4 separate regions of the Mus musculus genome follow, and regions 1, 2 and 4 are each linked to region 3. A link is a loop called in an ENCODE intact Hi-C map of the cell type or tissue named here. Cell type or tissue: left cerebral cortex. All regions are shown on one strand.

Region 1 (8,000 bases), 160 kb before region 3:
CCAGTTGTGCCAGCACCAATTGTTGAAAATGCTGTCTTTCTTCTACTGGATGGTTTTAGCTCCCTTGTCGAAGATCAAGTGACCATAGGTGTGTGGGATCATTTCTGGGTCTTCAATTCTATTCCATTGGTCTACTTGTCTGTCATTATACCACTAACATGCAGTTTTTATCACAATTGCTCTGTAGTACATACAGCTTTAGGTCAGGCATGGTGATTCCTCCAGAAGTTCATTTATCCTTGAGAAGAGTTTTTGTTATCCTAGGTTTTTTGTTATTCCAGGTGAATTTGCAGATTCGTTGAAGAATTGAGTTGGAATTTTGATGGGGATTGCATTGAATCTGTAGATTTTTGGCAAGATAGCCATTTTTACAATGTTGGTCCTGCCAATCCATGAGCATGGGAGATCTTTCCATCTTCTGAGATCTTCTTTAATTTCTTTCTTCAGAGATTTGAAGTTCTTATCATACAGATCTTTCACTGCCTTAGTTAGAGTGACACCAAGATATTTTATATTACTTGTGACTATTGAGAAGGGTGTTGTTTCCCTAATTTCTTTCTCAGCCTGTTTATTCTTTGTGTAGAGAAAGGCCATTGACTTGTTTGAGTTAATTTTATATCCAGCTACTTCACCGAAGCTGGAGTTCTCTGGTGGAATTTTTAGGGTCACTTATATATACTATCATATCATCTGCAAAAAGTGATATTTTGACTTCCTCTTTTCCAATTTGTATCCCCTTGATCTCCTTTTGTTGTCGAATTGCTCTGGCTAATACTTCAAGTACTATGTTGAATAGGTAGGGAGAAAGTGGGCAGCCTTGTCTAGTCCCTGATTTTAGTGGGATTGCTTCCAGCTTCTCACCATTTACTTTGATGTTGGCTACTGGATTGCTTTTATCAATTTTAGGTATGGGCCTTGAATTCCTGATCTTTCCAAGACTTTTATCATGAATGGGTGTTGGATCTTGTCAAATGTGTCCATGTTTTCTATGGAGTCTTCTGCACCTGAGATTCTCTCTTCCATCTCTTGTATTCTGTTACTGATGCTTGCATCTATGTTTCTTGATTTCTTTCCCAGGATTTCTATCTCCAGAGTTGTTTCCCTTTGGGTTTTCTTTATTGTTTCTACTTCCATTTTTAGATCTTGGATGGTTTTGTTCAATTCCATTACCTGTTTGGTTGTGTTTTCCTGTAATTCTTTAAGGGATTTTTGTTTTTCCTCTTTAAGGACTTCTACCTGTTTAGCAGTGTTTTCCTATAATTCTTTAAGGACTTCTACTTGTTTAGCAGTGTTCTCCTGTATTTAAGTGAGTGTTTAATGCCTTTCTTAAAATCCTCTACCAGCATCATGAGATATGATTTTAAATCCGAGTCTTGCTTTTCGGGTGTGTTAGGGTATTGAGGACTCGCTGTTGTGGGTGTTCTGGGTTCTGATGATGTTGTGGATGTTCTGGTTCTGGAGCTTGTTCCTCCTGTGATTCTGTTAGCCTCTGTCAGCACTCCTGGGAGCCCAACTCTCACCTGAATCCCAGTGGTCAGAGCACTCTCTGCAGGCAAGCTCTCCTCTTCCAGGGAAGGTGTTCAGAAGTCTGGAGCTCTGATCCACCTCCTGTGTCCTGGGGTTAGAGCCCTCCCTGGAGGCGGGACTCTCCTCTGGCAAGGAAGGTGCCCAGGGGTCTGGGTCTCAACTCTGCCTCCAGTGATCCCAAAGTCCCAGGTGTAGAGTCCTCTGGGGACCTTGGCACCCTGTACTGGGTTCACGCTGAAGATGGTGCGCAGCTGGCTCTGACAGGAAAGAATTCCATCCTCTGGTAGGGCAGGGTTCCTTTGTCCCTGTTCCTGCTGGCACAAGACCCTCCAGGATTCTTTGAAATTGATTTTGCATTCTACTCACTAGTGATCCTGAGGCCCTTGGTGTGCTAGGGGGCCTGCATCGTGGAGAGTCCTCTAGGGACCTTGGGACCCTCTGCTGGGTTCGCGCCAAAGATGGTGTGTGGCTGGCCAAGAGATTTCTTTTACATTTTCCTACTCTAACAGAGAGCTGTGTACTTGACTGAGAACTTTTGCTGGTCTCTGGGTTTACCCCTACCCCATTAGATTTGATAACTCTTCCTTGATTGATCCTAAATTCTAATTCTTCCACTTTCAGGACATACCCATTTTCAAGATTTGCCAATCAGGGCCTGCTTGGTAACCTATAAATTTGGATACTCAAAGCTATAGAAACAGAACAGCTTACTGCAGGAGCATATAGAAGAAAGGCTGCCTCCAACACTCCCGGGGGATGGATTTGACTGGAGGCTCCCTGGTCCTTCTACTCTGGGCAGGGAGCTCACCTGAGGCTGCTCCAGGATATGGCCAGCAGCTGAGGCAGAGGGTTCATTTCTCCAAGAGTTTGCAGTCTGGCTAAGAAGGGAATTGTCTCTGCAGCTGCTTCCTGACTCCAAGACCCACTGCTGTGATACCTACTCTGATGTAGACTTCCAGACTTGCAGCTTCAGAGCCTTGAGTCCCAGCTTGGCCACCATGCTGGTCCAGTGACCTGCTAGAGCTGTATGCTTTCAGGAACTGAGAGTTCAAATGGCTCTGAATAGTAAAATCCTACATGGCAATCTGTTTAAACTAGTTTTTATCTTGTAAAGGCTGTTAATCCCAGAGTGTCAATAACACGTCTTTGTTGTCTGACCACTCCATTCTTAGAGGAGGGCGGGACAAGAACTTGACTGGAGACAGGGAGAGAGATGGTCTCCACGAAATATTTCACTCCCATGGGGCAAAGGTGGTGGCTTGTCTGCCCTTCATAGGTTTATGCTCTACAAGAAGAATCTACCTTTAAAATGGAAAGGCATGCCGGGCGTGGTGGTGCATGCCTTTAATCCCAGCACTCAGGAGGCAGAGTCAGGTGGATTTCTGAGTTCGAGGCCAGCCTGGTCTACAAAGTGACAGGACAGCCAGGGCTACACAGAGAAACCCTGTCTTGAAAAAAAGAAAAATTGGAAAGGCATGTACTGCGCACTTAATCAGACCTAACACGGAGATGGATGGGGCATAGACAAGACACTGGCTTGAATATTTTTGGAAGTATAAGGAACTAATAGTGGTTGGTCCTGACAAGGGGACCAAGGAGCCAGGAATCTTGTTTGGGTAGGAGGCTAAACTGTCTGTCTGTCTGTCTATCTATCTATCTATCTATCTATCTATCTATCTATCTATCTATCTATCTATCTACTTTTTTAGGCAGATCCTTAAGTAGCCTTGAACTGCAGATCTCCCTGCCCACATCACCCTCCAGCTGGCATGTAATTACAGGCATGCATGAGCGTGCCCAATTCAGGAATTTCTTTTGTTTCATTTTTAACTTCTTTTATATTTAGCCTTCTCTCCACTTGGCTCTTTCTTATCCAACCCACCAACCCCATTATTGTGCCATCAGCCTTTTGTAATACATTCCTAACCCAGGACTTCTACATTTACTGTCCTGTGGATCAGTCTTCCTCCTGAAGCTGGCCCAGCACACTCCCTCATCTCCTCTAGTAACGCTTATCCTTACTTTGCTGATTCCGCTGTATGTAATGATCCCTTCCCCTACTCCCTAATCCCCTTAATAACTTTGTTAGGCAGCTTCACCTGATACTATGCTTTTGCTGGTTGGTTTGGCGTGCGAGTCCCTTGTAGAAGACCACCTAGCACATAAAAACCATACTTTTGAGGTTTAAAAAAAAGGCACAGATTATTCCTCCAGTAGAAACGATGTTAAGAAATGAACGTTTGATGAATTAAGTGTTCCATGTTTGTTTTCAGAGGAAAAACTCGCAACTTCTCATTGCACACACTTAGTCACGCAAGTTCTTTTGCGTCATCCATAAAGTGCCTTCGACCCAAGTTTCCTTTGTGCCTCATAAAGATGGGAAATAATCACTTCGCAGATTAGGAAATGTAAGTGAAAGTGCTGTGGTCACGCCCGCGGTGGAAGAGTCCCGGAAAGCCCAGAGCAAAGTTCCCAGGCCGAGTCCACAGGGAACTCGTTGGCGCTGGGCTGGGAGTGCGGCCGCCGCCGTTGCCATGGGAACCGTCCAGCGTCTGGCGCGCCTGCCCGCGGGCCCCTCCTTCCGCGCCGGCGATAGGCTGAGAGCGAGCCAATCGGAAGAAGACGAAGAGGCGGGGCGCGGAGCCAAGAGACACCCCGCCCCCGCAGCCTCCGTGCGGACTTCCGGGTCGCGGTGTTCGCAGGGAGCGCTCCACGTAGAGCGTCGTTTCCGTTGCCGGTGTTTGCAGCTGGGGAAACCGAGGCAGTGCCAGCTTCCCCCTAGTTCTTCCGCTCCTGTGAGGTGGCTGCTGTTTTATTTTTCTCTCACTCTGAGTTGCTGGCGTGCGGCTGCGCAAGCCTCGCTGGCGTCCCGCGGATAACCCGCAGGGTGCGGGGGCCGTCGGGGCTTTGTGCAGCGTTCCCGCGCGCGAGAGGGGCGGGACGGCGCGGTGCCCACGGGGCTCGCACTCGGTTTCCCGAGGCCCTGGGGCTCGGCGGGACGGCCTGCCTGCGCCTGGCACTTCTGCCCGCTTCGTCCCGACAAGCGCCGACGGGATGACTCATTTTAAAGATCCTGATCCGCGTGTCTGGCACCGACACCTGGTGCCTTGCCTTGCGGGGATTTCGAATTTGACAGCTCCTCGGGCCCGGGCGCAGAGAGGGTGTGTCTGCGAATCCCAGGGCTGGAGTTCCCGGTATCCCTCCTCCCCTTCGTTTAGCACCCGAAAAGAGTTTTATTGCAAGATCAGTTATATCAAGTGTATAGATTTTGTGGGGTTTTTTGTTTTTTAACCTCTTGGTGTCTCTGCCCTTCACCTACTGACTAGAACAATGATGAATTCGTCAGGATGCCATCTGCTCGGTTTCCCAACCTGTATGCTTCAGTTTGTAAGCCACTTGTAGTGTTTTCATTTGTCGGAGTCAGCTGACAGGGACAGCTGGGCGCGCTCTCAACCAAGGCTGAGAAGAGCTCATTTTTTGGGAAGCCACATCTGATGTGTGGTAGATTTGAAATTGTTGCTCGGTTGGTCCTTTTATTCTTGAACTTCTTTGTTCCAAGTTTCAAGGGATGAAAAACGGAAGTATGAATCCAAAATATTAAATATAATATTTGGCAAAAATGAAATGTGGTTATTCTTTTTAGCGATTAAATAATTTGGCCAGTTATTTGGCTACTTTTTACATTTTTTTTTCAAGTGACCATTTGGCAAATCATTATTTAAGCTGTTGTATGTTATTTCCTTGCCTGATGAATTAAACACTCACAAAATAGACACAATGGAATAATATATTTCATTATCATTTGGGGAGTTGGATCAACTTAATTTCTTTTTCAGTTTTATAATTCCAGTTTGAGACCGTTAAGCTTGTGTGTTTATATCCTCTTTCCAGGGAAACATGTTCGTGTCTCTGTGGGAGTTTTTCTATGGACACTTTTTCCGATTTTGGATGAAATGGCTCTTACGGCAGATGACTGGGAAATGTGAATTGCAGCGAATTTTTGACACCTATGGAGGGGCACAGAGGACCTACAGAATAGGTAATACCTTCAAAATAAAGAAAATTCAACATTAATTATAACCTAACTGAATTCTTCTGCTCACCCCATGGGAGTTTGATTTGAGCGAGTCACTGCAGCTGAGTTTCTTAAGCTTTGTGGTCTTTAAGTTCTTTTCATTCTACTACTGACTATTGAATTGAGCACTGAATATATAAAAAGAAACTTCCTAAAACATCCCATATGTATCCAAAAAACGAGCCTTTTGGGTGTCTTAAAAATGTATCAGTTATTATTCAGATTATATTTTCAATTGTTTACTAGAAAATTATTCTCTCTTCCATTTGAAATTTTTACACAAATGTATGAGGTAAAGATTGAAGAGTACCCCCTGGAGCTCGTGTCTCTAGCTGCATATGAATCAGAAGATGGCCTAGTCGACCATCAGTGGAAAGAGAGGCCCATTGGTCGTGCAAACTTTATATGCCTCAGTACAGGGGAACGTCAGGGCCAAGAAGTGTGGGGGGGGGGTGAGGGGGGAGGGCATGGGGGACTTTTGGGATAGTACTGGAAATGTAAATGAAGAAAATACCTAATTAAAAAAAAGATTGAAGAGTCAGTTATCTGTTTTCCTACTTTGAGGCCTCAATAATCAGTCTTCTCACTTTTGACTCTTATTTCTGAATGGACAGATTACTCATTGGTCCTAGGAAAGACTTTTAGAACCTACTTGGTCCAGGCTCACAGTGATGGCCACATGGTTCTGAGCACTTGAAGTCTGCATGATGTTAATTGAGTTGTGCTTTACCTGTAAGATACCCACTGGATTTCAAAGACTTATATGAAAAAATGTGTAAAGATGTATGATAATTGTATTTGTAATACAGTCAAGTGATAATATAAGTTGTTAGAGCAATAAAAATTGCATGTATTTTGTTTTAATATAGCTGTGGAAATGTCTATGGTATACATGGGGCTCAATTTGGCTTGTGTTATATTTCTGTCAAATGACAGTTTTTCAGTGTTTAATTGAAAATGTTGTTCTGACTTCAAACTCAGATGGCTGAGAAATGTGGTTTGAAGTTACTGTAGAAATGGTAAGAGAGACCTGGGCGGAGCCACAGCTCATGATGCTGTGTTAAGTAGAAAGTCAAGAATTAACCAGCTCCTATTTTGTGTTGATCAAAAATGCCTTGAATAAGGAATTGATGCTCTTTACGTCCAAGGGAGTGAGGTGTGGACAGCAGACCCTGTACCCAGGATGACAAGGAAGAATGGCAGAGTGTCTTGTGGCTGAATGAGGCATAAAGCACAATTCTGCACACACACACACACACACACACACACACCCCTGCACACACACTTGCTCAGAAGAACCAAGTGCCTCTTAACACAGACCTCTGCAGTCTGTACTGGTTGGCACTTTACAGTGTGGGGAAAGAGCATATTCAAAGGTTTACTTTGAGGCAAAAAGCATCTTTCTTACAATTCTCAAAAGGAGAGTGTTCTTAATAAATTCTTAAACTTTTTTTTAACAGACCAATACAAATGTTGCCATTCTTAGAAGAGAAACCAGGAATGCAGAGGCTATTCGCTCTTTGCCTAGTGAGAGGAGAGCTGGCAGACAGTCTGCTCCTTTGTTCTTGTACTGCTGAGTTGCGGGCCGCTTGCTCAGACTGACAGAGAAGAGGGTGTAGTGGGGGATATAGTCTTCAGATGAATTTCTGAGATCTTAGCAGTGGGCAAACACCCCCACTCTGGCGGTCTGCACAGAAACACACAGTTCTGGGAAAATTAGATTGTCACCAGCTTGGTACTGCATTTGGGGGATGATGGTTCCACCTTTTTCTCTATCCTGTAAGATTTTGAGATGATTGTTGTGTTGTTCATGTGGGAATTGTACCTTAAACTGCAGAAGTGATTTATCGTTGCTGTTATAGTTTTACTATTTGATTTTGGGTAATTCAGAAAATGTGTTCAAGTGGTAACTTTTTTTTTTTTTTTAATTTCAGAAAATTCCTTGACATATTCCAAGAATAAGGTAAGAGCACATTAAAATGCTAATTCTAGAAAACTTAACCTAAGTGTAGTTTTTTCTTTGAAAAGAACATTTTGATTTCAGGATTATGTTTACTGCCTTTGCTATGAGAAACTGTGAGTTAAGTGTTCTCATTTTAGAAATTGTAATCCTGTTTACAAAATACTTTCTCCATGTGTTTTGATGGACAGAAGAGGATTTCAACTCTGTGTCCTGTTCTGAGGTCCTACCTGTTGATTTTGTAGCAGCTTTGGTAGCTTTGGGGACCAGCATGTTAGGAAAGCCTTTCCCAAGACTGTGTCCTCAGGGTAGGTTGTGTGAGAGAAGAGCCAGGCAAATTTTGATCCAAAGTGAGTCCCAGCATACGATCCCTAGCAGTCAGCTTTTGCTGTATAAGAAACAAGCACAAGTCTGCGGAGCCTAAAGCAGTGTCATTGA
Region 2 (8,000 bases), 76 kb before region 3:
CAAGCAAAGGAAACTGAAAAAAAGATCACCTTTATAGGGTGTTTTCATTGACACCCAGACTGGTAATTTACCTGTGACCTTCCCTCTCTCGGTCCCTCAGCGACCTGGCCACGCCACCTCCCAGCATGAGCTAAAGGTCCGAGAAAGTGTTCCAAGCTCACAGAGACAGCACTGAGGGCTGCTCAGGGACATAAGAGAAACACTAGACAGAGTGAGCCAGGCTGAATTCTCAGTCTTGGTTGCTCTCTTGGCTTTTATTTTATGAGAGGGTCTGTTAAAGTCTCACTTGAGAATAGGATTGCCTCTCAAAATAACTTTTAGCCTGTTTCTTAAAGCTCTTCTACAATAGTGGCATGATAGTGACAGGAGAGCTGAGGGCTTGCTAAAGCTGCAGGTAGCGGTGGCAAGGGTCCTCACGGTAGAGCTGAGTCTCTACCTCTGATGGGAGAGCCCCTTGGGTTGCAGAGATGGGGTTGAAGAATAGGTTCAGTTATAGCCAACAGTTACTGACTTGAGATCTTTATGTTAAGGTTCTCAAAGACAGAAACACCCATCTGTGTCAATGCCTAAGACCCAATCTCAGTATGACTTTACATTGCCACTGGGAGAGGTGAATATTCACAGTCAGAAGGATGAAACCGAACCCTCACCTGACAGACACCCCGAGTCAACAACATGTGTCAAGGGTTAGAGCATAAGCCATAAAGTCCAAAAGGACCAGAGGAGAACAGGGAGGACATTTCTTACAGAGCAATTAGTCTTTGCATGTGATACCAGCCACATCCACAGGGCACAGGCAGTAAACATAGAAACAGGTAAGATCATGTAAGTTCAAAGCTTGACTCAAGCAACAAGAGGAAGCTGACAGGATGGAAAAAATACAAATAAACCATGCATCCGATAAAGAGTGCTTATCCAAAATACACAACTGTAAAAGGGATTTAGGTATCTCTGAAAAGCGCTTGCCCTGCAAATCTGAGGCCCTGAGTTTGATCCCTGGAACTCAGAGTGAAGAGAATCAACATTAAATGTATTGTTTTCTGACTGGCACACGTGCCCTGTGGCACACACACACACCATATACACATACTAATAATAAATAAAAGAATAAAAAAAATAGGGGCTGGCAAGACAGCTCAGCAGTAAAGATCACTTGCTGCTCTTGTAGAGGATAGGAATTCAGTTCCTGGCGACTGAGTCAGGAAGCTCCATACTGCTACAGAGGACTTGACGATCACAAAAAAGTCATATAAAACAGCAGGAAAAGAGCACAAAATAATAACAAATCAGAAAAAGTCCAATTAAAAGTAGGCAAAGAAACAGACATTATTCAAAAAGAGGCCTATCACGGGGTAACAAGTCCATGAGACAGTCCCCCCCCCCTCATTAGTAAACACTAGACAAATGTAAATAAAAACTAAAGTAGAAAAATGAATCCATTAAAGACACAAAATACAGGATAAATATACAAAACTAAGTTCCACGCATATATGCTAACAACGAGCAACTGCCAGATGAAAGGAAATAATCCCATTTATAATAGGATCTAAAATTAAAATACTTACGCATATATGCTAACAATGAGCAACTGCCAGATGAAAGGAAATAATCCCATTTATAATAGGTTCTAAAATTAAAATACTTAGGAGTGTAAGGAAATAACTTAAACCAGGCCTAACACATTGCAGGCTACAAACGTAGCTCAGAGAAATGAACAAAGATCCAAATCTAAATAAATTTATCCTCTATCCACAGATTAGAAGACAACTCTGCTAAGAGAGAAAAACTCCCAAACTCACCTACGGATTTAACATAATATCAAAACCACAGGAGCCCTTTGCTGATTAGCTGATACTAAATTCTTTGTAAGTGACTCCAAATGGCCCAACCAATCTTGAAAGGAAAGAATTGGAGGGCCCACATTTCTTTGTCTTACATCTTATGACAAAGTTACAGTAATTTTGGCTGTGTGATACTCACAGACAGATATATAAGCCATTGTATTAAAATCTGAGGGGCTGGTGAGATGGCTCAGTGGGTAAGAGCACCCGACTGCTCTTCTGAAGGTCTGAAGTTCAAAGCCCAGCAACCACATGGTGGCTCACAACCATCTGTAACAAGATCTGACGCCCTCTTCTGGAGTGTCTGAAGACAGCTACAGTGTACTTACATATAATAAATAAATAAATCTTTTAAAAAAAAATCTGAAATCCAGACATAAATTCCCATATTTATAATCATCTTGCCAGCTTTGAAAATGCAGAGAAGATGACAACTCAATGCAGAGGAGCTGAGCCCGTTCAACAGACACACCAGGACAACACTTCATTCATATGGAAAGGAGTGGGGTTACGCCATTCCTTCTACCACGCAGAAAATTAACTCATAACGAACGGATCAGTGAGACATAATCTCAAGCCCCAGTTGCAAGCACAGGTCAAAGCCAGTGGTTCTCAACCCTCCTAATGCTGTGACCCTTTAATACAGCTCCTCACGTAGTGGTGACCCCTCAACCATAAAATTATTTCACTGCTACTTCATAACCGTAAGTTTGCTACTGTTATGAATCATAACATAAGTATCCGTGTTTTCTGATGGTTTGTGGGTGATCCACGTGGAAGGGTTGTTCACCCCTCAAAAGAGGTCACGGCCCACAGGTTGAGAACCCCTCGTCTAAGCGTTCATGACTTAAAGGTACAATGACAAAAGAAAGCATCCTCCAGAATGTTAAAAACTGTGCTTCAAAGGTCAGCATTTAGACAGCGAGAACACAGACAGCAGAATGGAATAGTCTGAAAACTCTCCTAAGTGTTTTGTATCCAAAACCGATTTAAAAATCCTTACAACTAAATATTGAATATTATAATTGAAACATTAGCTAATTAAAAATGGGCAAAGGACCTCAGTAGATATTTCCACAGGAAAACTACGCAAGCAGCCAATAAATGACTGAGAAAATGAATCAAAACCGCAATTAGAAAACTACAGAGAATAAGTGGGTGTGGAGTGCTGAGCTCTAAGGGGGAGCATCCGAACCCCAAACCAAGGTGTCAACTCCCAAGGCTCAGGGAACAACACAGAACAAGGAGAGACAGGCTGTTATGGTTAAGGAGCACTGCTGTCAAAAGGGGTCTTCTGGACTTGACAGAAGCTCACCAAGCCCCCACTGACAATAGACAGCAGCTGGAGCGAGAAGAGTCATCTTTCTTCAGGGGTGTGGCCTCTGGTATACTGACCACATCACAACGTACAGCCATAGCATGCCTACCTGCAGGCAACACTAACCGGACTCAGGTATGGTTATAGGAAGGCAGGGAAGGACGCAGAGAGGCAGGGAGGGAGGTAGGGAGGGAGGAGGGGAGGAATAGAAGAACGGAAGGAGGGAGAAAGGAAGGAAGGAAGAAAAACAAGACATGAAACTGAGAGTTGGGGTTAGTAATAACCTGGTGGTGATAGGCCCAAGTTGAAGGGGAGGAAGGGTGAATATGATCAAGGTACAATTTATACATGTATGAAATTCTCAAAGAATAAATTAAAATATTATAGTCAATGAAAACAAATAACCTAATCAAGCCAACAGAAATAAACTCCCTAAACCCAAGCCTCAACTTTAAAAGCACTTCACACCCACAAGGACAGTGATAGCAGAGGCAGTAAGTACCAGCGGGGATGTGAAAAAACTGGACTGTCCCCTCAACAGTGGGGATGTGACAAGATGCAACTGCCTGGCCAACCCCCCAGGGGTTGCTTAGAAGGTAAAGCATGGGGTCAATAGAAAGGCCAGAAATCCTACTCCCACGTTCACAAACGTATCCAAAAGGCACAACTCAACAGTCCTAGCAATGATACCAGGGTAGACAGGGGAACAGCCTAAACTGTTCAACAATGGATATAGGCATGAAGTGCAGCTCTGGGCCCTAAACAGGAGTGCAACGTGGATACAGGGTGCAGCACGCTTGAAACCGGCAAACGTTATCCTATGTGGAAGTCGGTCACGAAATACTGAAAACTGGTTTCATCCACATAAGATGTCTACAGTAGACAATCCACAGGGACAGGAAGTAGGTCACCAGGCACCCACAGCTAGGAGGAGTCTTGATGGGAAATGAAGAATAACTGACCAATGGCACGGAGCAAGGTGACAATAGTGTAAAAGTAGCCGTGCCGACAACGATGTGATTTGTGAATATATACTAGATCACTACGTTGTGTACACATTGGTAAATCCTGAGTCATTCTCAAAAGATGTTTAATTTAAAATGAACAGTAGCCAGGAAGTGGTGGCACACACATTTAATCTCAGCACTTGGGAGGCAGAGACTTGGGAGGCGGATCTTTGTGAGTTCAAGGCCAGCCTGGTCTACAGACAAAGTTCAAGGACAGCTAGGCTACACAGAAAACCCCTGTCTCAAAAACCAATAAAATAAGATAAAATAAAATAAAATAAAATAAAATAAAATAAAATAAAATAAAATAAAAACGGTAAAATATGTGCAGAATGACAAAGTAAACATTTACATTTCACTTTACAGAGCAGTGTCAGCAAATCAGTGGTTGGCCCAGTCCTTATGCCTGACAGTCACAGGCAGACTGACACTGGCTGCTTTGCCCTCCATGGACACAGTCAGAACTTGACATCAGTAGGTCCAGAGTCCAGACCTGCAGCAGCCTTTAGGTCACGAAAAACAGACAGATCTCAACATGGACTTCTCAACCAGAAACTGGACCACCTCTACGGGCAGGCTGGTTCCCACATCAACACACCCATGGGTATGTGGACATATACCCAACAAAGGATAGTGTGTAGACCCTTTGGTCACAGACAGCCTCCTCTTTAAACAAAACACCGAATAGAACCCTCTGCCCACGTCTGTCTACGTCAGTGGGCTAGGTGCAGCTGCTGTGTGCTGGTTTCTTGGTGAATTCGTTTAAATCTAAAATGTGGCTATAAATAAGTTCTAAACTGAAGGAGAGAAAGGAACTTTTCCTGTACTGTCAGCACTTTGGATCTGGTTGCCAAGGTGACCAGTTCCTGAAACACAGGGTAGAGTAAGGGAAACCAAGAAAGGGAACCCTCTATAACAACGGTCTTCTCGGATGTAGTTAGAGTGCACAAGGCTCAAATTTGAGCATTACTTTGTGTTTTCTGAAATAGCGTCTTTTTAAGCAGCCCAGGTTAGTGTTGTACTCACTAGGTAGCCCAGGCTGGCCTCAAACTTGTAGAGTGTCCTGCCTCATCCTCCCCAGTTTTAGGATTACAAAAATCTACACCCATGCCCAGCTCACATTTAACATTTCAGGGAGGACCTGGGTCTGGTCTACACAGTGAAATGGGGAGGGGCGGGAATCAAACAAACCAACTTTACACAAAATAGATAAAACAATTACTATCTTTAATTTTATTTCTAGGATCTGAGCCTCTTATTTTTTTAGATATATCTCATGAGAGTCAATTTCACCACTTATGTCTACTTTCAGAAAGGTCTACAAGTGTTAAGGCTTTCTTGTAAGCCAAGTGACTTTATTTTTAAGTTTCAATATCATTTGCTTTTAAGGAAAAAAATATGATAAAGGTACTTGGGTAGGGCCATCTGTAGGTTCAAATAAAAAAACTCCTCCCACGGACTGAGTTAGACTGGTAACATTTCCTTCTCAATCCAGCTAAAGCAACAATTAAAATGAAGATTGGTGATAGCCAAAGGTAGACGCTGATGACTGGGGTACAAAGATTCCTGGGCTGCACTAGATGTTTCCAGAAAATAGGAGTGGCTTCTCTGAAATGACTGAAATATTAAAAAGAGAAAAAAAAATCGAGTAGAAAAATCACAGAAATTAGCTCACCATTTTAGATGACTTTTATTGTGGTATATTGTTATAATGGCTCAATTTTACCAGTTTATTAATATCTTATCTTGCCTAGTTAATAAGTTAGCCTCTATTATGTGGTGTGTGTGTGTGTGTGTGTGTGTGTGTGTGTGTGTGTGTGTCTGTCTGTCTGTCTGTCTGTCTGTCTGTCTCAGAAAGCATGCCCTGAGGACAGAGAGTAGTGTTAATGGCTGTCACTCCTCTCTGGGAGACCTTTCTTCCATGGTTTAGAGGCCAGTAAGTGATCCATGCTCCTGTAAGTATCCTCTCACCCATGCTTGAACAAAGAAGCCTACTAGAGCTCATTGGTTCACTAAGTAGACTTCAGTGAATTCTAGTCGGCCACTGGTGCCCTAGCTGGGGTGAGCAGAGAGTCGTGTATTCCCATCTCCAAAGAAAACATAACCAGTCCCACTGAAGGATTCTCGATGAAGTCAACATTGCCAGGAGGAAACAGATCTTCAACTCACAAAGTATTACACGTCTACTTCAGATCCTGTTCCCTCCCCCTCAACAGCCTCACTAGAGACACAGAAGAAACCACCGCATTGGAGAATAGGAACAGTTGACCTTGGAAACTCCCCTGTGAAGGAAGATACTATTGACTCCAGAACCTGGTGATTTGGGTATCTTATCCCAAAGGACTTTGGCTGCGCTTCGGAAGGAGGCTGGAAGGAAGCCCCTGTCACCCTGCCGCACTGCTCTCAGCCCTCACCCCGCCTCACTGCTCTCAGCCCCGGTCACCCTGCAGCACTGCTCTCGGCTCTTCCTACCTGAAAGCAGCAGCCAGAGCTCTCCGCGCATGCTCTCTGGGATGCCCTTCAGCACCAGCTCCCGGGTCTTCTCTGTGCGGTACATGCAGATTCCCTGCCCATACTCAGCAAAGTGAATCTTCCAGGCTTGTTCTTTCAAAAACTCTTTGGCCTGAAAGACACAGTGGTGCATGACCCCCATTAGGCTCTGATGGGAGGTCTTGAGGAACACCAGGAGAGATCAGACTGGTCCTTGTTGATGGACAGTTGACTCTGAGCAGAGCTCCTGAGAATGTAGAGCTCTGGATGCTTAGAGTTTTTTCCTAATTTTATCCACTCATAGCCTGTTCTATCAGAGTCTCCTGTTCAGTATCTACTTGATAGTAGACTAATCACTAGCCAGTAGAATGCTGGTCATACTTGTAGTTTTGTGTGAATGGCCCCCGTGAATGCGAATTGGTGATTTTTAAATGTGGGCCAAGAAAGAGCATCATTATTTGTTGCTTGGTTTACACAGGAGTTAAAAAAAAAAATAAGGCCAAAGACAAAGAAGTCACACAGGTACTGTGACTCCCAAGGTTTCCATAAACCACTCTGCAAGCTAATGACACACGTAGATAAAAATTGTTTTTACTTATTTATGAAAAAAATATGTTAGAGATATCTCTACAAACATTTAAAGCCATTTCCATTGATGTTAGTTTAATTACAATAAAAATATCTACATGGGGACAGGAGAAATGGCTCAGTGGTCAAGAGTATACAATCAGAATTCAGATCCCAAGATCTACATAACAAGCTGAAATTGCCTATAGTTCCACCTCCAAGGGATCCGAGCTCCCTCTGGCCTCCAACTGCATGTGTATACACACACACACACACACACACACACACACACACACAAATATCTAAAATAAATCTTAAAATGTTTTGTTTTCTTTTGTTCTAATCCAGCAAGTTTCAGTGGACAGAAAAATGCACCCACCAATTTTGGGTTGAATTCTTCAGGAGATCGCCGCCGGTACATGGTCATGAGGGTCTGGGTGGCTGTAGGGACACTGTTGCCATTGAGGTTAAAGGGGCGTTCTCCATCAGCATCCGAGCTTGTGCTTCTCTGGGGACTGGAGGAAACGAGGCTGCTGGGCCGAGAATACACCTGTCAATGGAGAAGGACACACATGAATGAGCCTGGTGGCATAGCTCCCTTCTCTGTACAGTATTAACAGCTAGGTCATGTTTTCCCTCTTGCTGTGTGAAGAAGTGGGAAATACCAGCAAGTCAACACCTTTCAGAAGTTACTCTGGGGCAAAGTCATAATTCCAGCATTCATTGCTCCAGAGTTTGGAGTCCTGGGGCTAGGCGTGTAGCTCAGCTGGTAGAGGG
Region 3 (8,000 bases):
AAAATCACTCTCTGGTATAAATAAGAGACAGTAAGATGGTCAGACGTATATCTATTTGAGTGGCAAAGAGAGATGGAGAAGTAGGAGATATACACAGACAGTGGTGGGTGAGGGGTGTTGGTTGGATAAACAGATGAAACAGTATATAAAGAATATATAAAGAAACTATACTATGCCCAAAGGGTGGTGCCTTTAAAAAAAAACAAACAAGAAAACCACCAATCTTGATTATAGAAAAACAAAACAAAACAAAAACAAGCAGAAAAAGTAAAAAAGAAATGTAAGCAGGAGGTGAAAACATGCCATAGGGACAACAAAGTGACAGCGTCTGAGGGACAGTTAGCGCGCTTTCCAAGAGAAACAACTCACAGAAGACAATGAATATCTAGAACACACTAAAGTCTGCCTGCAAACTCGGGAAGTCCCATTAGCGTGCTCCCAGAGAGAGGAGAGGGTACTTTGGAGGAAATAAAAAGATGGTTTTATAATAAGGACCAAAGATAGAAGAACATTAAATAAACAAATGGTAAATGTGGGTGATTATAACTGAATATGTAAAAATGGCTTAGCTCCAGTTCCAGGGAGTCTGATGCCCTCTTCTGACCTCGTGGGCTCTGAGCACACATGTGGCACACATAAACACATGCAGATAGAACACTCAAAAACACAAAATAAAATTGTTTTTAAATAACAGTGATTATACACTCTTGAGATGAAAATATACTAATTAAAATGAGTTATAAAAATTTGAGGACTGGGGGCAAAGAAGAATCCTAGGATAATATATTTTCTAGGATATAACACACACACACACACACACACACACACACACACAGATTAAAAGAAGAAAAAGCATGCCTACCAAGCCAGATGGAGTGGTCCAGACCCATAATTTCAGTACCCGGGGCTAAGTGGGAAGATCTCAAGTTCAAAAACCCCAATAAAAAGTTTAAACCAGGGCCACTGAGGTGGCTCAGTGGATAAAGCACTTGTCACTCAAGCCTGACAACTTGAGTCTGATCTCCAGTTATCCTCTGATCTCTACATATGCACTGTGGCATGTATCCTCCACCACCACCCCACTCCATACACACATACACACACGCACACACACACAGAGGTGGGGGAGAGAGAGGAGAGAGAGAGCAAGCACTGGGGGGGGGTTCATATACACAATGATAATAATAAAATTTAAAGTTAAAAAACAAAATGTATAAGCTGGGCAGTGGTGGCACACGCTTTAAATCCCAGCACTCGGGAGGCAGAAGCAGGTGGATTTCTGAGTTCGAGGCCAGCCTAGTCTACAAAGTGAGTTCCAGGACAGCCAGGGCTATACAGAGAAACCCTGTCTCAAAAAAACAAAATAAAACAAAAAAAAAAAAAAAAAAAAAACAAAACAAAAAAATGTGTGTGTGTGTGTGTGTGTGTGTGTGTGTGTGTGTGTGTGTGTGTGTGCGCGCGCGCGCACGCGCACTACCAGCATACACTGCTAAGTCAAAAGTTGTTTTGTAATTTCCCTTTGTTTTTCCACTAAAAGAATACTGGATTACACATAGAAGTTGTAGCTTAAAGACCTTTTAACAAACATAACCTTAAGTAAAGAGTAGCTCGGCCAGGCTGTTGTGGCGCACACCTTTAATCCCAGCAATAGGGAGGCAGAGGCAAGCAGATCTCTGCAATTCAAGGCTAGCCTGGTCTACACAGTGAGTTCCAGGACAGCCAGGGCCACACAGAGAAACCTTGTCTTGAAAAAACAACAAACAAACAACAACAACAACTCTCACATCCCGCCACAGGGCAGTGGAGATAAAAAACAGAAAGTAGCCAATAGCATTTAGTAAAATAGTATGCTTATGCTCAAGACATGTGTGCCCTGACTGCACAAGCCGGCGAAAGCAAAGGCTTCCACATGCATAGGAAAAGGAACATTTGCTATTGCTAAGAAACAAGCCCCAAACACAAGATCATGTCAAAGCAAGCGGTCAGTTTGGTGTTGATTCTGATCCCAGGAGCAGGGAGGCTCAAGCTGAAGTATTGCCATGAGTTCAAGGTCAGCTTGGGCTGCACAGTGAGTACCAGGCCAGCCAGCTACATAGGAAAATCTCACAAAATTAAATTTACACGGAAAAAGCAGGGCTCAGAGGGCTAAAGTTGCTTACTCTGCAAGCCTAACAACCTAAACTCAATGCAGTTGAATCAGTCCCCAGAGCCCAGATGAGAAGAGTTCATAACTGCAAGGCTCCTGCAGCTCAGTGAAGGAAACGTCTCCCTCAGAAGCTCGGGTCAGTCAGCCTCCAGCGAGAAGCAGAGCAAAATCAGAAACAAAGGAGAGTCCTGCACGGCTTTCCCACCACCTGTAGCTCTTGTTGACCTGCCTGTTCACCTCATGAGTGAAGCGTCTGCCTGGCAGTGGGCCATGAACTGAGGGGTCTCTGTGTAGAGTAGAAGCTTCCTGTGCCTCCGGTTGCCAGGAGACAGCCTGTGCAGTTAAATGGACCTAGATTTTGTTTTGCACTAAAGTTTCTGTGACTTAATAAAGTTCTGTTAACCAACAAAAAAAAAAAAAAAAAAAAAAAGAAACAAAGGAGAGCAAGAAAACCAACTCCCAACAAGCGATTCTCTGACCTCCACTCACATGGTGGCACACGCTCATGTAACACACACACACACACACACACACACACACACACACACACACACAATGATAAATTTTAAGAAAGTAAAATTTCAAAAGGTAACATAACCACTAAGAAAATAAACCGTTATAACTGTCATAGAGAAGACTTAGGCAAGTCAGAAGACACAGGTGAGTTTCTTAAAATGAGTGAAGAACTCAACTTGCTAAGAGATTGCTGCAGTTACGAGTGTACAAATACATCTACTAACACCACCTCAGGACACACAAAAGAGAAAGGTGAGGGAGGAGGGGTCAAAGCTGTGCCTACAATGGGCACTCATACAAGCTCTCTGTGGGTACAGAATTCAACTTTATTTCTGATTATTTAAATGTCTTTCTTATTTATGTATTTATTTATGTATTTATTTATGTATTTATTTATGTATGTATTTATGTATGTATGTATTTATTTATTTAGAGACAGGCTTTCCCTGCCTGGCCTTAAACTCAGATCTGCCTGCCTCTGCCTCCCAAGTTGCTGGGATTCAAGGATGGCATTAAAGGTGTGCACCCCAACCCTCCCAGCCAGACTATGGTTTTAAAAGAAGGTAAGCTATGACATACTTGATCACTGAAGATACCAAACCTGACCAAGTGAAAAGCAGAAATGGCTTGCTCAGCAGCGTAGGCTTCATGCCCTTCTCAGAGTATGCCAATGCAGGAAGCATTCCCCACCAGTAGAGGGGGCTGTTTTTTCCTGTGGTGAATTTAAATTAATTCTAAAATATTATCAGTGTGAAAGTCAAAGGATGGTCAATAAGTTCCTAAAGAACAAGAAGTGAGGGAGTGTGCGTTCTACTTGATCTACTCTTATGAAAATACATTGTGGTATTTGTAGAAAATTTACTAACAGAGAGGGCAAAGCCCTGACTAAGCACACATATTTGGACTCTTGCTTTGTAATAAAAGCAGACCCCTGGGGTAGTGAGAGTACAATGAGCTTCTGGTAAATTATGCCAGATTAGGCATGCACACACACTCTTCTTAAGTAAGACTTGTCTTCTGCATCAGGTGATATGCAAAAATTAAACCCCAGTGAATGTTAGACATAAACTTGAAAGTTAAAGCTACAGAGTCTGTGGAAAATATTATCGATGATTACATTTTATCTTCTAGAAGGAGAAGAATAAGTTACTGGCCACCACAAAAGCCTTAATGTAAATAAAGAGGAATCTACAAAGGAATTGAATGTTAAAATGAAAAACCTGTTCTCATTAAGGAACTGAAAAAGCAAACAAGAAAATGGAGATCCTACTTAGACTCATGTCTAGAACTTTTAGTAGTCTCTACACGTTAGTAAGAAAAGGACAAGGCAACTCAGTTGAAAAAGGCTAAATGTTTCAGCAACCATGTCACAAAGTATTTCAAGATGGCCAATGAGTATGTAAGAATGTAATCGCTTTATCAGTTAGAAAAACTCAGCCACTCAGTATCACTAAAAACCAGAGAGAGAATGTGGCCACTGGTGCCATGAAGCAGCTACAAGTTGCAGAATCAGCCTTCAGGGACCCCAATGCGCCAGCCACCGAGGTTTCACCAGCAATGTAACTAATAGACAAGCAGATGATGAGCTGATGCTAGTACACTCATAAAGGGGTTTACACAAAGTAAACAGCCACAAGCAACAGTGTTTATAAATACCAAACAACACAGAGAACAATCTATGATTCCATATCATCCCTTTCTGAAAAAAGCAAAAGAAAAAAAAAGGAAAATATGAGAGACCTAAAAATATCATGGTTTAGGTCTATGTTCTTTGTTGGAAAAAACAAAACAAAACAAACAAACAAACAAACAAACAGAAGAAAAGCAGGATGTGTTGACCAAAAAGCATTGAGACAGCTTTTAGCTTTAAGGGCAGGTAAGAGTGTCAAATGAGGCTCGGCTGGGTGTTGGTACTAGTCCCCTCTTTTTGTCCTGGTGTGGGTTTGCAAAATTTTCACTTACTGGTAAATTCTTGGATTCTGCACCTTATTTTGTGCAATTTTATTTAAAAATACTTTAAATTTTTCAGTTAAAACTTCTTAAATAAGTATGTCAAATGCATGTATCACCTCACCAAAAGCTTTATCAATAACTATGGATTCACCTTTAATCTTAGCACTCAGGAAGCAGAAGTAGACAGATCCCTGAGCTCAAGGCCAGCCAGATAGATCTACAGGTGAATTCCAGGACACCCTGGGCTACACAGAGAAACCCTGCCTTAAAAAACAAAAGAAAACAAAAGCAAGCAAGCAAACCTGTGCATAGCATCTCCAGTGGAGACTAGCTGGGAGGACAGAGGAGGCAGGGCACGTCCATCCTTCTTTCTGGCAGGAGGCGGCTTCTTCCAGGATGGACCACCTCCTCCCTGGCTCCAGCGTGATTTGCTCTGGTGAAGTCACTGCTTTGTGTCTTTCAGGTCTAATTCACTGACAGACTTTCTTGCTTTGACTCAGCTAACCAACCCAGCCTCTGTCTTCCTAAGTGCTCAGTAAAGCCTCATCATTTGATGAAAGCTGAACTCTGCTTTTTGGCTGGTACCCTGCACACTAATAACTTTAAATGGCTTTATGATTTTTTTTTTGTCATCTCTCTTCTACTAAGCTGCAAGCATCATGACACTGACACTGCCAATAAACACTTGTTAATGATCTCACAATTTATGAATGAACCCCACTTTACTACATTGGAGACATAGTACAACTAACTACTTCCAAGATGCTCCTGCTAGGTTTGAGAAAGTACCGATGTACCAGACCAGGCATATCACCACCGTTGGTGAGAAGCAGCATTTGTTGGCAGGAATAGCCATACGCTCCAAGATCATTTCAATTGTTCCAGAAACAGCATCTACAAAAGCATCTAAAACATAGAATTTTTATCTTTGCAGACTAAGTCAATGACAGATTCTAAGTGGACAAGATGAGATGCCAATGGACTCCCAAACTGGAATTCTAAATATCAGACTACAATCAGAAGGTTAAGAAGATATACCTAGCCCCCTGACTAATTTTCACACCCTAGTGCAAGTGACTGGGAAAGATGAATACTTAGTGCATGATACAGAAACTCAAACTCAACATTTATTCATGTTTGTTGTCCTAGGCACATCCCCCAAACTACAATGTAAGTAACACATTAAAATACACAGTTCAAGACCATCTACAAAATGAACTGGAACATTCTGAGGCTGCTAGTCAGGATTCTGAGACTGCTAGCCAGGATTTTCACAACAAGATCTGCAACTCTACAGATTTTTCTATATCACTGTTTTTGTTTGTTTGTTTGTTGTTTTGTTTTGTTTTGTTTTGTTTTGTTTTAAGGTGTAAAGAACATCAGGTCACCTACAAGCCATTGCTTGCGTTAGCCAAATATTTCAAACATAAGCACGCTAGCATATGCTGTACTGGAAAACATCTGAATTTTAATGTGAAAAAAAGCAGTTTATAAACATCACAGTTATGTCTTCACCTCATCAAGAACTATCCTCTCACAGCGGGCACTGTGGGAGCAATTTACCTAACACTCAAACTCTGGGAAATGCGGTCCCAACCCCGAAGATGTCAGCAGTCCATCCCATGTCTGCAGTCTCTCTCCTAGTAAACCATCTACTTATGTCTTTCACTGACTTTGGCTATAATAAATATTCTAGTACATGAAGGAAGGCCCACTATCTCTAGCACTGAAAGTCAGTATTACCTGTAACCTCCCCCTATGCAAAACAGCTAGTTAATATGGAAATAACCGGGTTATAAGAGAGAAAGATTGCTAATAATCTTGGTAACATTTTGTTGAAGGAGTTTGAGAACTAACTGAACTAGTTAAAATGCAGTTATACAGCGAATTCTTTTTATGACCAGAACCAAATAACTTGCTTTGTTTTATGTCAGATCTCATGCAACAAAAGAATTCCATTTTCCTTATTCATTCTCATAGGTCATGTAGGAAGTGACCACATCAGCCTCTTGACAGATTGCTTCCCTGGTAACAAAAGGGTATTTTATACCTAATTGCCCATAAAGACAGCTGAGTCCAAGCTAAGCATCTTCCATCTCTCTTCTCAATACATTCAGCAGTATGTTAAAGGGGGGTAGGGAGAGTATGCAACCCGGCGTTCGATTCTTAATAATTCACTCATTGCTAATTTCATCTTAACCCACTATGGGTCACCCAGAACTCAAAGACCCCATCGCCCGACAGGGTCAGGAAAGAGGCGTTTCTCTCCTAGTCTGGGGGAAAATAAAATCACAACTCGAGACACCTTCCAGGCCCCCAGACAGGGCCGGCAAAAGGCCCAGCCCCGGAGACCGGGCGGCGTCCCGGGTGTCCGCAGCCAGAGCCCCGGGCGGAGCCTCCCGCAGTGCCCGTTCTTACCCGCCAATCCGCCGCCGCCACCCCCGTCGCCCCCGTGGCCCTTCCTTCGTTGCAGAATGAAGTAGGGGTTGGCTCTCTCGGTGATCCACAGCGCGTTGGCCAGCAGTACCTCCTCCGGATTCACCCACATGGTCCTGGTGGCCGCGGGCAGTCGCACAAAGAGGCCCGCACACTGGCGCGCTCTCCCGGGCACACGCGCGCCCTCCCGCCCGTGGGTGCGGGGCCGCGACGGCCTTCAGCAGGCTGCGGCCCGCGGCTCCCGGCCCGCGACAAAGACCCAGCGGGCAGCCGGGAACGACGACGGGGATCGGGACCCAGCAAGTAGCATCCTCCCTACGGCTCCTCGCTCGCCAAGTGCACAGCCTCGCAGCCCGGCCCTGCCCACCGCAGGGCGAGCAAGCGTCGGGGCTCGGTCTCAGGGCGCGGCGGTGTTCAAGGGCGAGCTTGTGCGGGAATCCGAGCCCCCAGGGCGCCGTGATCACCAGCTGCCGAGCCCGAGATCACCGCTCGTGGACACTGCGCGTCGGGGCAACGAGCTGGAAGGACGCTCCCGGCGCTGGGAATGAATGACGACAGCGCGGCTCAGTCGCCGCGAGCCCGGGTGACCGCGGGTGGCTTCTCGCGAGCCCGGTAGGGACTGTGTGCGGAGCGCAGGGCCCCACGCCCATCCCAGCAGGGAGGAAGCTGCCCCGCTCCCAGAGCCTGCGTGTGGCGTGTGTATTCAAGGCTGACGCTCGGCGGGACAGCGCCACCCCTGCCCCGGAAACGTGTGTTCCCAGGTTCCAGACCTGGCTCTAGAGCCAGGAGTCCAAGGTGGACGCAGCCAATGGTTGGTAATGTTTTTGTTTCCTGCATCCCTGGATCAAGTCACGCGCTAAACTTGTCACCACCGGTGGCCACTCCCCTTCCATTCCTTTGTAATTAAAGTGGCCCAGCTAAATGCATTACATCACTTCTTTCCTTGACC
Region 4 (8,000 bases), 310 kb after region 3:
TTAGTATGCCTTAAGCATCCTTTGTGTAGAAAATCAAATTATAGTTTTCTTCAAGACTGGTGAGCCATTAATTGATCCAGTGTGTCTGCTGTTCTGAAAGCGGTTTCTTAGACAGGGACAAACGATAACTATTGTGCTGTGCACAGAGAAGCTCAGCTTAAGATTCCACGCTCACACACAGAAAAACATTTATGGAACCCTTAAATTTCACTATGGAACCTTGGTGTTTACAGATCCCAGAATAACTCCTGCATGCCCTGCTTCCCACTCCCTGAATCTATATTTTCCATATTAAATGTTAATTGAAAGATGCCTTACATGACTTGGATACTCTTCCATAGTGCAAATATCCTTGGAGATCAAGTTTAAGCAGGGGCCCTATGACTCAAGGTCAGAGTGCAGGTCTCTCCCTGGGAGAGTGATTGTGCTCAAGGAAATACAGCAAATGTCTCTAACGTGCAGGGTCAGAAGTTTTCTAAGAAGGTAACGGTTTCTCCTCATGAAAACCATGCTGTTTTCTGGCTCATTTTTCATTTTGCCTCCCAACCTGTTTTCCAGAAAGTTAACAAATGCCCTTGACTACAACAGCTGGTGTTGGTTACTCTGGGCAAACTAATTGTATATTTCACGAATAGATGCTATGAACTCTTGAAAGAGAGATCTGTCTCTATAGAAAATATGTCTGCACGTACAGCCAATCTGCATGTTCCATCCCAGTTCTTTGCTTATTAGAAGCTTGGGCTTTAATTGCAACAATTGTTCTGATTGGATGACTCTGCCCAGAACGACACTCCAGTCATTTCTCCCACATCCTGCTTGCAGGAAATGCTGTGAGGGAAAAAAGGACCCACCTCTCAGGTGCCTCTGCATGAGCTTGCGCTCAAAGAAGGCAGTTTCCTATAACCAGTGGCCTGTGCTAATAAATATGAATAACATAGTCTTGTTGCTTCTGTTACTTCTCTCACGAAAACACTGTTTATAGACTGTGTTGAATTGGGGCAATCATGCTTATTTTTAGTCTGGCCCCTGTGGTCACTGACAAAGGTCTTTCTTGAGTGCATCTCGAAACCAGATGCAGGCAGAAGACAACACAGCAGTAGAAAGTAATTCTAACGTTGTGGCTATTCTTGGCTTGTTGGGCATTGCAATGTTTCACCCATGCTCCCCGTCAGTCCATCTCTCTAGATGACAACCTGGCAGAGCTTTGAATATTATTTACTTATGGTCCCAGCAAGGGGAAGGGCTCCTGAGAAGGGCTGAAACCTGACTTGGGAGAGCAGTTTGCCGATGGTCAGCTGCAGACAGGTAAGTTGACCTGCCTCTTGATACACAAACACTTGCACCAGGTATGTATATCTGATACACACAACGAAGCGCAGAGACAAGTTATTAGAACTTCCGGTTCCAAACAGGTGCTGAAACGGGTCACTAACAAGAACAATATCTCAGCCCTGTTTCCCAAATCTCACTTTCCAAATTCTCCTGGGAGAAGACACTCCACAGCTTGAACCCTCTCCCGAACCAGACTCTCCGATACTCCCCCAACATACTGAAACCTCTCATGCTTGTAACCTGTCCCCCAAGCGACGCACAACAAAACTTAATAGGTTCATACATAAGAGACTGGTCTCTGGTGCTGCACGGACTTCTCAGCCAGAGGTGCCCCGGAGGCGGTGCTAGATCTCCCTAGACGCTTCTCGGGCTCCCCTCCCCCACGTCCGCCAGGCACCCCCCGGGTTGCTCACCTGCGTGGGGCATGGTGATGGTCTCGTTTGTGTTGGAGCCCACGTTAAAGATGACCACAGCGGAGGCGTTCTGCAGGAACGCGTTCCGGATCTTATCCCTGTACGTGCAGTTGCCCTTGGGGATGAGGGCTATCCAGTGCTTGCCGTGGGCCGGCGCGGCGAACTTGGTGTTGGGGTCGCAAGCCAGGCGGTCTTGGGCCGAGCTGGCCATGACCACCTCGCCGCGCGCGTCCTGCTTGGGCGAGTGCTCCCCGTATCGCCCGCACTCGCTCTTCTCCGTGTGCAGCTCCGCGCCGCCACCGCTGCCCGCCACCGCGGCCCCGGGCTCGGGCTCCAAATAGGTGATGTTCACGAAGGCGGTGTACCATTCCTCCTTCTCCGCCACGGTGAAGTCCAGGCAGAGCAGATGCACGAAACAAAAGGAAAGCAGCCATGTTGAGAGAGCCAGACTGCGGCACGCTTGGATGAGAGACATTGTCATCTCTCTCCTCCGGGGTCCCCTCCCCGCCCCCTGCGCCCTCCCCCCGCTCCGTCCCTCCTTTCCCTGCCCCGGCCAACCCCGGGCAGCCACTCTGGTTCTCCTGTCGCTGCGACTCACTCCCTGGCCGGCGGAGCTCCGGCTGGGACGCGCAGACGCTGCGGAGACCGGATCCGGGACGAGCGGGAGAAACCCGCCCTGTCCCCTCTCAGCCGAAGCGCGGCGCTGGCATCGGGCTTCCCGGGTGATCGCGGCGCGGTCGCGGAGCGGGCGCCGCGCACTTGCGGGGGAGTCCGGCTGCCAGGCGTCCTGTTCCTTTGCCCCGTGTCGCCTTCTCTCATAGAGGTGGCGGGGTCCTCGGGTTTGGAAGGGGTGGCGGCTCTGCTTGTCGCGGCCGAGCGGGGCGGGGGTGGGGTGCTGGAGATCCTCGGTGCTGGGACTATCGGTCCCGCTGCAGACGCGGAGGTCGCTCCTGTTATGCGTGGGTTCCCATGGGCAGTAGGCGCTGCGCTTCTGGCCAGACTAGGTGGCTACGCCCGGGACACTCACTTGCCGAGGGAGGGGGAGGTACGGGGCAGATGGGATGGGGGAGAGCGTGAGGAGAGGGATACAGCGTTTTGTGTGTGTCTGTATTTGTGTGTGTGTGTGTGTGTGTGTGTGTGTGTGTGTGTGTGTGTGTGTGTGTGTGTGTGTGTGTGATGTGCGCGTGCAAGGAGGAGCTTAGTATGATGTCAAAGCTCCTGGGCTCCCCTTGCAACGCTCACTCTGTCTCTCTTCCTGGGCGTCAGCGACCTCTGCTGGGCCTCAAATTCAGGCTTCGACAGTTGCGGGCAAAAGGTAAAAAGGACCTTCAGGCCTTTGAATTGGGAACAATTAATTGAGGGAGTCTTAAATACAGCAAAGTGTAGGAACCTCTCTGGAACAGCATTTCCGTTTGCTGGAAGATGTGCAGAGAGTTCTCTGGTATTTATCCCAGCACTGATTGGTCATGAGGCCCCTCCCCCCCGCCCCCCCAGACCTGAATATTTAGGACAGTGGCTGTCAGAATTCCAGTTTTAAACCAGGACTGATCAGCATGAATTCAGGAGAATTTCACATTTATTAAGTCAGGGGTGGGGTCCTTGGTGATGCACACTCTGCTGGTCTAAGGACCAGTCTGTGGTGTGGGTAAAAGTGACTTCTTTTCCTCTGCTCTGGAAGCCAGCTCATGGCATGGCGTTAGTTTTCTTAGAAAATGGACCTCTCCTCATACTTTAAGATTGAGACATTTTGCCTCCATTCCCACTCTAATAGCCCTGCCTTAGAGGATTCACAGCGTCAGTAGGTGGTATGTGTGTGTGTGTGTGTGTGTGTGTGTGTGTGTGTGTGTGTTCGTTACCATTTTAAGCTGTGTTTTCCAGTTGTGACAGAGATTAAAAGAAACCAGTGGAGAACAGTTTCCTAGAGTCGTGTTCTAATAGCAGAATTCTTTAACAATTAGATATCTGGTTGGTTGTTACACTTCCTCATTAATGGTTTCTGTAGTTTCAGAAACCAGTAATATAAAATGTCTACTTATTTATACATACACAAATATGGTAGTGCTTAATGATTTACATTATATCTTCCACCTGGTTCTCTTTCCTGTGCCTCTCGAGAAGCACTGAGAAGCCCAGCAGTTTTTGTCACAATATACACATCCTAGGTCTGGACATCACAAAACAGAAGATGGATTCTGGATATATCCTATGTCTAAATATAATCCTCAAAGGACGAAGGACTTGAATGATTATTAGGGGACCAGTTGTTGGTAATAGGAAGGAGTTGTAGGTACAATAGATCAGACAGGTTGGTGTTTGATGTGTTCAGAAGCCATAGTGAGCTCATCAGGGGTGGAGAGAGATGAGCGATGGAAAGAATGAGATGGGATTAATGGTGGGAAGATTCTAAGTGGCCTTGCAGTTTAATCTGGGTGAGAGGAAGATTCCTGGGAGATGTCTGGACAGAAAAATGTGGTGTTATATGAGAACATCAAAGTTTTATTCTGACAGTACTGGAGGAAGGATAGAAGCAAGGAGGGCACTTAAGGAGCTGCAAAAATAATCTGGGGGGAAAGCCAAGAGAAACGCATGCTGAGGAAATGGCAGAGCATGCTAAGGAGTGACTGGCTCATGGGGGGCTCTGGAGGTGGAGTGGAGTGACTGGCTCGTGGGGGGCTCTGGAGGTGGAGTGGAGTGACTGGCTCGTGGGGGCTCTGGAGGTGGGGTAGGCACTGTTCTCTGATGCTTTGGTGAGGGTGGTAAGGAAAATACAGAAGTCAGGAAGCAACTGGTGTAGAGAATCTCTTAGATGCATCACCTGTCAATAAATAAAGGCTTATGGCCAATGAGCTGAGGCAGGAAGTGGAAAGTGGGACATTGGCAGGAAGAGAGAGGATTCTGGAAAACAGGGAGAGAATAAAGAGAGATTCCAGAGAGATGCTAAGAAAGAAGATAAGGAAGAAGCAGCCTGGGACTGAAGGAGAGGTAACTAATCATGAGGAAAACAGAATAGTGTGAATGGATTAAATAAGTTATGAGCTAGTTAGGGAGTGAGTCATGGCTTATGGCCTAGGCATTTATTAGCAAATAATTAGTCTCAGAATTGTCATTCAAGTAGCAGGGTACAGGAAAGGAAAAAAAAACCCAACAGATTCACTTATTTACAAACTAGAGTTGTCATTTTGTAAGATGACCAAGATTGCAAGGGGCACTTTGGGTTTAAGAATCAACCGCTTTAGATGTATTCGGTTTTAGGTCACCAGAGTCACCAAGATGGCAGTTTGGTGCAGCTTGCCACATTATTAGGTTATGGAAGATTAGATCAGAGCATGTGAAGAATTTTTGTTATTGTCACACTAATAAGATTGCCAAATTGTGTTTTTAAGGTTGGCTTCATGAAGCACCAAAGTAAAGGGGGCTCTTTAAGAAATTCTTAAAAATAGTAACAGTGATGAGTCCCAACAGGAGGACTCTCTACCAGTCCAAGTTTCTGGAGGACTCCTTGGTGGAGGTAGCAGATTTTCAGGAGGTTTGGGTCTGAGTCAGAAGCAAAGAGCAGCCACACTGAGGAGTGGAGGGTACTCGGTTCTCTGAGCACCAGCCAAGTGGATTTTCTGTAGACACTCTCCACCTTGGCAACCATACTGAGTCTCACCACCATTGTATCCAACATGCTCAAAGAGACTCTGACCTTAGACATTTTACAAAGTGAGTTATGTCATTTACAAATACAATTTACTATGGCTTTACGTACATACCTTAATAATTTAATAGAGGTCATATGTATAGAAGTTTCGACGTCTGGGTTTCTTTTGTCTTACTTCAAAAAAATTTATCTTGATCGATCAGTCCCACCTAACAACATTGATGATCATTCATTAGCATGTATCTTTTATTATAATAAACTCTTAGATAACTTGATCTGCCTGAAAACAAAAGAAATCTTTCAAAACATATTCAGTGAGGCTATGGAAGGGGAAAAAGCCATCCAATACCACAGAGCATTGTTGGGATACCGAAAACATAATACTTGCCTAAAGCAAAACCTTTGAAAGTCAGACCATCCTAAGTTGCCCTCTCAGGGGATGGTCACCTCTCTCTTTTATGCGGCTGTGCTCTTCTGGATGCTCAGAGGACTTTGATATGATCAAAGATTTTACTATCAGATGTAGTAATCCAAATGAATGCTGAATGTTGGTTTGTCAGATCTAAAAACATACATATCAGAATAACACAGTGAGAATAATAATTCTAGGTTTAGATAGAAAAAAAAACAGGAGTGTTCAAGTTAGATTGATTCCATTTCACACATTTAGTGATGATAATCTCAGAAGAACCAGCTGGGTTTCCTACTAGTACTTCGGGTCCAAGCATCTGCCACAGTGCCTGGCTTAGAGTAGGCGTTTGTAAGTATTAAGTGTTACATACTAACAAGGAGCTGAGGTTTCTGAGGACTGGACCATAAGACAGGTGCTATTCTAAGCTCATATATAGACTGCCTTGCTTGGTGCTTAGTTCCTCACTCCAGCTTTACAGCAGCATTAACTAAAAGAAGTAGAGTAGCTTCCCTGAGGTAAAAAGCCTGGCATACCTGGGAGAAGGACTTTCTCTCCAGAACTCGGCTGGGGCTATGGTTTTAAGGACAATGCAATTGCTCCATAGGCTCTTGTCTCTGATATTTCCCAGTTTCTTAATTTTACTCTGATTTATAACTTCACTTCCTTTGCCTCTGCCTAATTCTCTGTTCTTGTTTTCAGGCCATCAGGCCTACCTCATTTTCTCTCTTAGGGAAAATGATGGCTTTCCTAGGTGTCTTGCCACCAAGGGTGGGCTGCTTTGCTGCTCTGAGACCATGTATTCTGCAGATGGGAGTGTAAGAATGCTCACAGTCCAGCAATTTCTCTGATTCCTGATACAAGCACATTGGATACAAATGGAAGGCCCCAGAAGCATTCTTTTGAGCATAACACTATACTAATACTATCTATGTCTTCCTCCTTTGTGTTTTTATCAAATTCTCAAATTTCAGAACAGTAGACCCGCTAAAATAGCTATTTTGTTTCACTACTCTGGCTTATCAATTGACCTCTTTCTGTTACAGCCCTTGATAAACTGTTGAGGTTTCATCTGGGCTTCTTTGCTCTTACCGGAAACTTTCCAAACAACTTCACATCACAGATATGTTTTGAGAGACTCGATACAGAAAGTCAGCTTGGGACAATTCATTTGGGACTTGAGCCAAAACCAACAGAAATGTCTTCACCACAATATATCCTTTTCCTTTTTTCTTTAATTTTTTTCCACATGGGTGTCTTTTGTTGTTATTTTTTCTCTGCTCTAAGTCACTGCTTTTTCTTGGATGTGTTTAAGAGCTGGCTACTTCTGCCATATTCTTCTTAGGACCAGCTTGTCCTTTCCAGCCAGGAAGCTGGGATAGGGGAGGGCGTGTCTGTGAGTCAAGACACTGAGCATTTCCTCACACACTGACTGAGCGTGACAGCTGAGAGAATAGCTGTTGGAGCATCTTCAAACTCTGTCAGAATTGCCAGAAGGGATAGACTCCAGACCCTCTCCCCGCCCTTTCTATTGGGCTGTTTAGAAAGATGTTTCTTAGAATGAATTTTCATTTTACGGTGAATTCTCATCCCACAGGGCTGATAAAGAGGCCTGGAACACAGTCAGGGGAGAGATATCCTCCCACGGAAAGCTTGGGCATCAGAGATTTAATCCCAACTCTACGCCTGATTTGCTATTTAGGTCAAGACTGCAGCTAGACTAATCACCCCTTTTGATACACGTTGCTATCTGTACTAATTCCTAAATGTCTACTGAGCTGTAATTGCCCTCAGTTGGCCTCACGTCAACAACCTTAATATATTGCCTTTGCTTGATTTGATCACTGCATGATAAGGCTGTTGGGAGAAAGAAAATAATATTTGTTCATTATTTCCCAGAAGCCGTTATAAGCTTTCATAGAATAAGCTAGACACCACTCCACCCAACCCCCTGCCTAGAACAGTTTCTTCTTAATTCAGCTTGTTTGTTTGTTTGTTTGCATCTGCCTGTAGTCTTGGGGATTGAACCCAGGACCTCACACATGCTATGAAAATCCCCACCACACTTCCAACACAGGGTCAGTTTCCTTAAAACATGGAACAATCGCAATCCTAGCAATCGATGGCATTTGTCCCTTTCCAGTGCTAACATTCATTGTATCTGGTCACAGCAGTTGCTCCTGTTGCTGGTGTTTGGATGACA

The links. Peaks named below come from ENCODE experiments on the same cell type or tissue, not always from the same donor. Only the 100,000 strongest peaks of a DNase experiment are listed, where the experiment ranks them.
Region 1: it touches region 3 in a loop (2.3-fold over the local background); 4 of 42 quality-filtered maps call a loop at or near these places.
Region 2: it touches region 3 in a loop (2.2-fold over the local background); 3 of 42 quality-filtered maps call a loop at or near these places.
Region 4: a loop joins it to region 3, with 3 times the contacts of the local background. A loop is called at or near these places in 8 of 42 quality-filtered maps.

What each region holds. Positions count from the first base shown.
Region 1 is chr8:83,328,677-83,336,676 of GRCm38, reverse strand. It overlaps Elmod2 (ELMO/CED-12 domain containing 2), which reads left to right and starts at 4,191. Exons shown (of 9, transcript NM_178736.5): 1 at 4,191-4,327; 2 at 5,419-5,566; 3 at 7,537-7,565. The coding sequence starts at 5,425. It overlaps Gm32327 (predicted gene, 32327), which reads right to left and starts at 4,058. Exons shown (of 2, transcript NR_168721.1): 1 at 3,627-4,058. In left cerebral cortex, no CTCF peak of the experiment used is centred here; DNase peaks (open chromatin) are centred at 2,824, 4,132, 4,596 and 4,905; H3K4me3 peaks cover 1,736 bases; H3K27ac peaks cover 615 bases.
Region 2 is chr8:83,241,311-83,249,310 of GRCm38, reverse strand. Tbc1d9 (TBC1 domain family, member 9) reads right to left here. Exons shown (of 21, transcript NM_001111304.1): 8 at 7,603-7,773; 9 at 6,639-6,789. Among named protein-coding and RNA genes, the nearest start is that of Gm42027, 22 kb to the right of the region's middle. In left cerebral cortex, no CTCF peak of the experiment used is centred here; DNase peaks (open chromatin) are centred at 4,013 and 4,944; H3K27ac peaks cover 516 bases.
Region 3 is chr8:83,165,238-83,173,237 of GRCm38, reverse strand. It overlaps Tbc1d9 (TBC1 domain family, member 9), which reads right to left and starts at 7,886. Exons shown (of 21, transcript NM_001111304.1): 1 at 7,034-7,886. The coding sequence starts at 7,163. In left cerebral cortex, CTCF peaks have their summits at 3,358 (motif pointing right) and 7,775; DNase peaks (open chromatin) are centred at 5,046, 6,759, 7,106, 7,781 and 1 more place; H3K4me3 peaks cover 3,055 bases; H3K27ac peaks cover 1,377 bases.
Region 4 is chr8:82,858,236-82,866,235 of GRCm38, reverse strand. It overlaps Rnf150 (ring finger protein 150), which reads right to left and starts at 2,880. Exons shown (of 7, transcript NM_177378.4): 1 at 1,746-2,880. The coding sequence starts at 2,226. In left cerebral cortex, CTCF peaks have their summits at 2,396 and 3,034 (motif pointing left); DNase peaks (open chromatin) are centred at 2,162, 2,421, 2,745, 2,983 and 3 more places; H3K4me3 peaks cover 2,860 bases; H3K27ac peaks cover 1,728 bases.